Regions from separate parts of the Homo sapiens genome. Here region 2 is linked to region 1. Evidence: chromatin contacts called from ENCODE POLR2A ChIA-PET data. All regions are on one chromosome and are shown on one strand. The core of a region is the stretch at or near the end of the contact, and the rest is flanking DNA. Distances in the headings are between cores, read along the strand shown.

Evidence for each region. ChIA-PET counts read pairs that join two places held with the same protein, here RNA polymerase II (POLR2A).
Region 2: POLR2A ChIA-PET joins it to region 1 with 14 read pairs in PC-9. The contact joins the enhancer-like site here to the promoter of GCAT in region 1. POLR2A ChIA-PET finds 5 or more read pairs at or near these places in 2 of 52 experiments (HepG2 and PC-9).

What each region holds. Positions count from the first base shown.
Region 1 is chr22:37,806,249-37,810,030 of GRCh38, forward strand. GCAT (glycine C-acetyltransferase) reads left to right here and starts at 1,686. Exons shown (of 9, transcript NM_014291.4): 1 at 1,686-1,915; 2 at 3,779-3,782. The coding sequence starts at 1,720. It overlaps H1-0 (H1.0 linker histone), which reads left to right. Exons shown (of 1, transcript NM_005318.4): 1 at 1-1,184. RefSeq lists an enhancer at 1-72 and a silencer at 1,501-1,790.
Region 2 is chr22:46,767,573-46,771,354 of GRCh38, forward strand. The region is part of intron 1 of TBC1D22A (TBC1 domain family member 22A); the gene reads left to right. Among named protein-coding and RNA genes, the nearest start is that of TBC1D22A, 6.8 kb to the left of the region's middle. RefSeq lists enhancers at 1,285-1,334, 1,453-2,333, 1,585-1,794, 2,334-3,212. Within about 2 kb of position 1,624, at least 20 of the 41 ENCODE cell types and tissues checked have a DNase peak (open chromatin) inside an H3K27ac peak, as active enhancers do.

The DNA.
Region 1 (3,782 bases), core at 436-2,935:
AAGAGACAGGATTTGGATTCTTCAGAAATTACAGAATAATTCATTTTTCCTTAACCAGTTGTGCAAGGACAGCAACAACCAATCTAATGATGAGAATGTACTTATATTTTGTTTTGCTATTAACCTACTTACGGGGTTAGGGATTTGCGGGGGGGGCTTGTGTGTTTTGTTGGCTTGTTTGCCATGAAGGTAGATGTGGGTGGGGAGAAGACACAAGGCAGTTTGTTCTGGCTAGATGAGAGGGAACCCAGGAATTGTGAGGTTAGCAGGAATATCTTTAGGGTGAGTGAGTTTTCTTTGAGTTGGGCACCCGTTGTGAGAGTTTCAGAACCTTTGGCCAGCAGGAGAGAGGTGGTAGGGAGCAGCCAGCCGGCAAAGGAAGGAGGGGGAAAAAAACCGCCACCGGGCTGACTTCCACCTCCCAGTGGTGAGCAGTGGGGGCCCAAACCCAGTTTCCTTCTCATTTTTGTTAGTTTGCGCTTTCGGCCTCCCTATTTTCTTAGGGAAGGGGAGTGGGGTCCAAGTGACAGCTGGATGGGAGAAGCCATAGTTTCTCCCAGTCAGCTAGGATGTAGCCATTGGGGGATCTTTGTGGCTTCAGCAAATTCTCTTGTTAAACCGGAGTGAAAACTTCAGGGGAAGGGTGGGGAGTCAGCCAAGTGCCTCAGTGTGCCCTGTTGAAACTTAGGTTTTTCCACGCAATCGATGGATTGTGTCCTAGGAAGACTTTTCTTTTCCTCTGGATTTTTGTTCCTCCTGTACAAGAGGTGTCTTTGCTTGGTTTGGTGGGGCTGCGGCCACTTAAAACCTCCCGATCTCTTTTTGAGTCCTTTATTATAAGTAGTTGTAGCTGCGGGAGGGGGAGGGGGAGTGGGCGGGCAGTGGATAGTAAGACTTACTGCAGTCGATTTGGGATTTGCTAAGTAGTTTTACAGAGCTAGATCTGTGTGCATGTGTGTGTTTGTGTATATATACATATCTAGGGCTAGTACTTAGTTTCACACCCGGGAGCTGGGAGAAAAAACCTGTACAGTTGTCTTTCTCTTATTTTTAATAAAATAGAAAAATCGCGCACTTGCGCGTCCCCCCCCCACCCCCTTTTTTAAACAAGTGTTACTTGTGCCGGGAAAATTTTGCTGTCTTTGTAATTTTAAAACTTTAAAATAAATTGGAAAAGGGAGAAACTGAGCGGTGTATTTTTCCTCACTTTGAAGACTGGAGAATGAATGCGGAGCGGTTAGGCGGGCAGGCAGTGGGGACATCTGGGGCGTTTGCACCTGAGAATGGCGGGGGAGGGTTCAGGAGCTGGACAGAAGCCAGGAATCCTTAGTCCCGGAGGCTGCGGAACGTGCCTTAGCCGGCTTCTAGGCTTCTGCCTTTGGGGTCCAGAGGGTACCCCATTTCCGGCCGAGAGGTGAGTACGTGGGAATGCGGTGGGGAGTCTGGTGGGCTTGGCCCTGACGCGACTTCCTCCGCCCCCTTCCCTCCCCTCTGCCATCCGGACTTCGGCAGTCTCAACTTACAAGTCAAGCCTCTCGGTCCCTGGCGGATCCCGCCAGGCCCCGCCCACCCGTCCTAGGCCCGCCTCCCCGCCTTTTTAAGCGAGCCCCCCTAGCTCCGATTGGCTGCTGGAGCCCGGCCCCCGGCCACGCGACCAGGCTGCGTCCGCGATGCGCACGGCTCCCAGGCAGGCAGGCGCGCTCGGGCGAGGTAGGAGCGATGTGGCCTGGGAACGCCTGGCGCGCCGCACTCTTCTGGGTGCCCCGCGGCCGCCGCGCACAGTCAGCGCTGGCCCAGCTGCGTGGCATTCTGGAGGGGGAGCTGGAAGGCATCCGCGGAGCTGGCACTTGGAAGAGTGAGCGGGTCATCACGTCCCGTCAGGGGCCGCACATCCGCGTGGACGGCGTCTCCGGAGGTAACGCTCCGTTCCGGGAGTCGTTCCAAGACCTTTCCCGAGCTTGCGCTGGAATGGAGGTCCTGGAGGTGGGGGTGGGCGGCTCCTACACTCTTAGCTACTGTTCCCCTTCGCATCTCTCAGGGCGACTTTATGGCTTCCTAATATTGACTCTTGCCTGGTTAAACCCTTTTGACGGAGGGAGGCGATTTGCCCAGCAAGAAAACCCGCATTTCTTGAGCGGCTCCTTTGTGAAGGTCTCTACCAATTGTTGCTGCACGTGAACTCCTGCTAACTTCTAGACGCAGGAATGACTAATTCCACTTTACAAACGAAGAGGCTGAAATCCACAGATGTGAAATGGCTTGCCCAAAAGCCCCCAGCTAGCTGCAGGCAGCGCTGGAATATTGGAGCTGGAACATTGCCTGACTGGCCAGAGAGGACAGCTTGCTGGGTAAACTCATAGCAAGCAAGGGGTCCCAGGGCTGCCACAGAAATCACATGATGAGTTGGCCCTGCCAGGTCTCCCTCATTTCTTTCTTTCCTTTTTTTTTTCTGAGATGGAGTCTCGTCTTGCTCTGTCGCCCAGGCTGGAGTGCAGTGGCGAGATCTCGGTTCACTGCAACCTCTGCCTCCCGGGTTCAAGCGATTTTCATGCCTCAGCCTCCCAAGTAGCTGGGACTACAGGCACGTGCCAGCACACCCGGCTAATTTTTGTATTTTTAGTGGAGACTGGGTTTCACCATGTTGGCCAGGCTGGTCTCGAACTCCTGACCTCAAGTGATCCTCCCGCCTCAGCCTCCCAAAGTGTTGGGATTACAGGCGTGAGCCACCACTCCCAGCCCTCCCTCATTTCACTCTAACCAGTGGTTACACCTGACTTATTCGTGTCAGGCCTCAGGTGAGTGGTAATCATCAACAAGCTCCCAAAGCTGCCTTCTGCCCAGGAAATAGGCATAGAACCCTTGGTGCTGTTGCACTCATTTGTAAAACAGAGGTCCCAGGTAATCCCTTCTCTCCCTCAGGGGAAGCTTAGAGCCGGTCAAAAGATGGGAAATTAGGAGACCCAAGTTCTCATCCTGTTTTTGCCTTTCCCAGGCTGTGTGAACTTTCCCCTCTGGCTGTTTGCTCCTAAGGTCAGCTGTGTTCACTCTGGGCTTTAGAATTCGGGGACTGGTATCTCAGGCACCTACCTTTGGGGGTGTGATTCTGGCAGCAAAGTAAACTGTGGAGTTCCAGGACTGCAGCAGGCGTCTGATCCAGCCCTCTTCTTTAACCCTCAAGGAAACCAAGGGGTCAGATAAGGAGTCAGTGGTGGTCTTCAGGCACAGGAGAAGCCTGTGAGGAAGGGCTGAGTTCCTCCTTGGGTAGAATGTGATTCAAAGCCAGAGTTTAGGCTGGGCACAGTGGCTTGTGCCTGAAATCGTAGCACTTTGGGAGGCCAAGGCAGGAGGATTGCTTGAGGCTAGGAGTTCGAGACCAGCACGGACAACATAATGAGACCCCATCTCTACAAAAAATAAAAAAATTTAATCGGGCATGGTGGCACGCACCTGTAGTCCCAGCTACTCAGGAGGTTAAGTGGGAGGATTGCTTGAGCCTGGGAGGTTGGGGCTACAGTGAACCATGATTGCACCACTGTACTCCAACCTGGGCGACAGAGCTAGACCCTGTCTCAAAAAAAAAAAAGTTTAAACTTCTTGCTCTTCAAGATGTGTAGCACTGACGCTCCTTCTGTAGCTGTTGAATTTGGTGCCTCCTCAATGGTGACTCCAGGTCTGTTTCCTTTCTGGACCATTTCCCCAGGGCCTGGCACTGTCATCTTTCCAGGCCTGCCCTTGCCCCACCTGAGCTGCTGTATCCATCTCCTCTCCTTCACCTCAGGAAT
Region 2 (3,782 bases), core at 374-2,873, 9.0 Mb after region 1:
GTATAAATAACATAGCTCAGTTAAATGGAGTTAACTGTTGGAAGGTGACAGCTGCTATCAAAACAATGCTGGGAAAGAGGACTAGGTGGCTTAGTGGCAGGTGTGGTGGTGAGAAGGAGCCCTTCACTGAGGTGACATTTGAGGAAAGATTTGCACGAGGTGAGGGAACAGGCCAACCAGGAGGCTGGGGAAGAGCGGTCCTGGCAGAGGAGTGAGCAGGTGCAGAGGACTCCCAGAGCGATGCTGGCGTGCTTGAGGAGAGGAGCTGGGGCCAGGGTGGGTCTGGCCGAGAGAAGGGGAGAGTCGTGGGGTGCGTCATGAAAGGTGGTGGGGTAGGGCCTCATGACCACAGTGAAGACATGGACTGTTCTTTGATTCTGGCTGAATGGGGAACCTTTGGAGGGCTTTGAGCAGAGAAGTGGCATGGTCTGCATTAGGTTTAATGGGATATCTTTGGCTGCTGTACTGAAGACAGATTGGAGGCGTTGGGAGTCGGGGCAAGGGCAGAAGCAGGGAGACCAGGAGGCCAGGGTGCCGCAGCGTCCAGTGGTCACTGGTGGTGGCGGCTTGCACCTGAGTGGAAGCTGTGGTGGTGGCAAGAAATGGTAAGTGATAAGAATCCGAAGGTTTGGCCGGGCGCGGTGGCTCACGCCGGTAATCCCAGCACTTTGGGAGGCTGAGGTGGGTGGATCACTTGAGGTCAGGAGTTTGAGACCAGCCTGGCCAACATGGTGAAACCCCGTCTCTACTAAAAATACAAAAGTTAGCCAGGCGTGGTGGCAGGCGCCTGTAATCCCAGCTGCTTGGGAGGCTGAGGCAGGAGAGTCGCTTGAACACAGGAGGCAGAGGTTGCAGTGAGCCAAGGTCGCGCCACCGCCCCGCAGCCTGGGCAACAGAGCGAGACTCTGTCTCAAAAAAAAAAAAAAAAAAAAAAAAATAGAATCTGAAGGTTCAGTCTCTGACTGTCTGGGCTGGTTCTTTCCCGGGCCGCTGACTCTCTTGGCTCCCGAAGGGCTGTTGCTTTCCGCAGTTGCAGTTGGAATTCTCGCCACACTTCACTTTAAAAATGCCAAGACAAAATCACAGCACACTGGGCTTGAGAACACAGGCAGTCTTTCAGTGTGGGTCTGATGTTTGCTATTTTAGCTCAGCTCCGCCTGGCAGGGTGTGGTCTGCTGACAGAGGGTATGCAGGCAGCTGGGGTATGTGGAGTATGACGTTTGAAAGTGGCATGGTGGTGGCTGGGCGCTCTGGCTCATGCCTGTCATCTCAGCACTTTGGGGGGCCCAGGCGGGTGGATCACCTGAGGTCAGCAGTTCGAGACCAGCCTGACCAACATGGTGAAACCCCGTCTCTACTAAAAATACAAAAAATAGCTGGACATTGTGGCAGGCATCTATAATCCCAGCTACTCAGGAGGCTGAAGCAGGAGAATCATTTGAATCTGGGAGGTGGAGGTTGCAGTGAGCTGAGATCGCGTCACTGCACTCTAGCCTGGGCGACAGGGCAAGACTCTGTCTCAAAAAAAAAAAAAAAAAAAAAAAGAAAGTGTTATGGTAGCAAGAAAGGCCCAAATTGAGCATGGCAAGGATGTGAGTGCTGGGATAAAGCTGGAGCACAAGAGGGTTCTTAGTGATGTGGCTCTGACAGCCTTCAGCTTACATTGCCAGAGCCACGAGATGTCTGTGAGCAAATCAGACGGTCGGCTGAATAGGCCACAGTCCGTCCTCAGCCGAAGGAGAGGCACTGTTGGGGATAATGAATTCATTTGGAAAACGTTTACGAGCTCCTCTCCTGTGCCAGGTGCTGTGGTGCGTGCTGAGCAAGCCATGTGGCTCTTCACGGCTGGACGCCTGCCCTGTGAACACATGCGCACAGACTGCAGTGCTGGGCAGGTGGCAGTCCCGGGACCCTGGCAGAGTAGCAAGGCCCTCACTGGGTGGAATGCTCATGTCCTCCTTACACAGGTCCCGCTTCCGCCGAGACCTGGCTGTACAGCAGGAACCGATCTGGCTGCTGAGGTCAGGGGAGGGTGTATAGGAGTGGGGAGCGCTTGACTGGGGAGGAGGGGCATGGAGGGTGGTGAGCAGGCACTGGAGCTGCTTCCAAGGCCATGGTGAAGATCTGAGCTGTGGTCCTAAGAGCCATGAGAGAGTGTTGAAGGGTTTTAAACAGGGAGGGGTGTGATACTGTGACACTGTTTGTCATCCTTGAAGAGAGGGCGAGAGAGGAAACTGGTGGGCTTCTGAGGAGGCCGAGGCCAGATGCTGTGGGGTTGGAGAGGATCGGGCATGTTCAGGGTACACATGGCACACTCAGGATTCACTGATGGGCGGGGTGCTGGGGGTCGAGGTGATCTCCAGGGTGCTGGCCTGAGGGGATGGGAGTGTGGTAGGCAGAATACTGGCCCCCTAAAGGTGTCCTCATCCTCATCCCTGACCCCTGTGAATATGTTCTGTTACATGGCAGAGGGGAATTAAGGTCGCTAATCAGCTGACCTGAAATGGGGGAATTGTCCTGTTACCTGGTGGGCCCAGTGTAACCTCACGAGCTTTTGGACGTGGTCAGAGACATGGTGTGGGATGGACTCCACCCACAGCGGCTGGCTTTGCAGATGGAGGAGGCAGCCACCAGGAATGTGGCGCGGCTTCTAGAAGCTGCGAAAGGCCTTCTGCAGATGGCTAACAGGAGAGCAAGGCCTTGCTCCTGCATCCGCCAGGAGCTGAATTCTGCCGCCAACCGGAGTGAGCAGGAAAGGGGTTCTCCCTTCGAGCCTCCCGGAAGGGGCACAGCTGGCTGACGCCTGGACTTCAGTGTGATGAGACCCATGCCGGATTTCTGACCTTCAGAACTTCGAGATAGTGAATGCATGTTTTAAGCTGTGGTAATTTGTTACAGCAGCTGTGAAGAGTTGGGGACTGTGCCGAGGGATGTCTGACAGGGAATGGCAGGTGGCCCAGCACCTCCCTCAGCAGAGTCCTGCACTTGGATGTGGGCAGGAGTACCTTGGTCAGCGGCCTTGGGGGTGGTCACTGGGTAACCTCCACAAAGTGTGTTTAAACCCAGGGGACTGAAGTCAGCTCGGAGGGTTCTTCCTATGTCCTATGTCCTGCTCAGGCCTAGGAACCAAATAGAGCCCTGCCTCTTTCCTCAGAATGTTGGCTGCTGCTTCTGGCCGCCTTGCTTTCTTGTGTTTTTTATAAATCTGTATTGCCTTTTGCTTATGTTTTGAAGAGATTGTTTATTGGGTAAGAACCCTCAGTCCTGTTTTCCATGCAGAGGGAAGCCCCGGAGTCTTGTTCCGGCAGTGATTGTGTGTTCCCCGCCAGTTGGGTTTCTCTTCTTGTTTGTGAGTGGAGATGACCTTCCTGTGACGGGGGCCGCGGAAGAGCTGGTGGGTGAGATTTTGCTGTAGGTGCAGTTCCTTTTCTTGTTCCTTTCAGCGGTTACTTTCCATGTTATTAAATGTCTTACTTTGTCCAGAAACACTTTGAAAAATAAATTGAATGTGAATCATATTTCCTTTCTCTTACATATTCGTCTGATAGAGTAAATCTGGACTCTGGGTTAATTTTAAATGAAGACAAAAATGATTGATCCCTGACAATTTTGGATTATTTATTTATTTGTTTCTTAAGTAACAAGAGCAGGAGGAAGTACCCCATCGCCTCCAAGTGTTTTTGAGGAACCATGGGATTCCTCATGGAATTGAGGAGAACAAGTCTTCGGAGACCACTTGTCTGTTTTTCTTTCTGTTTTTCTTTTTAATTTTTTATTTCTAT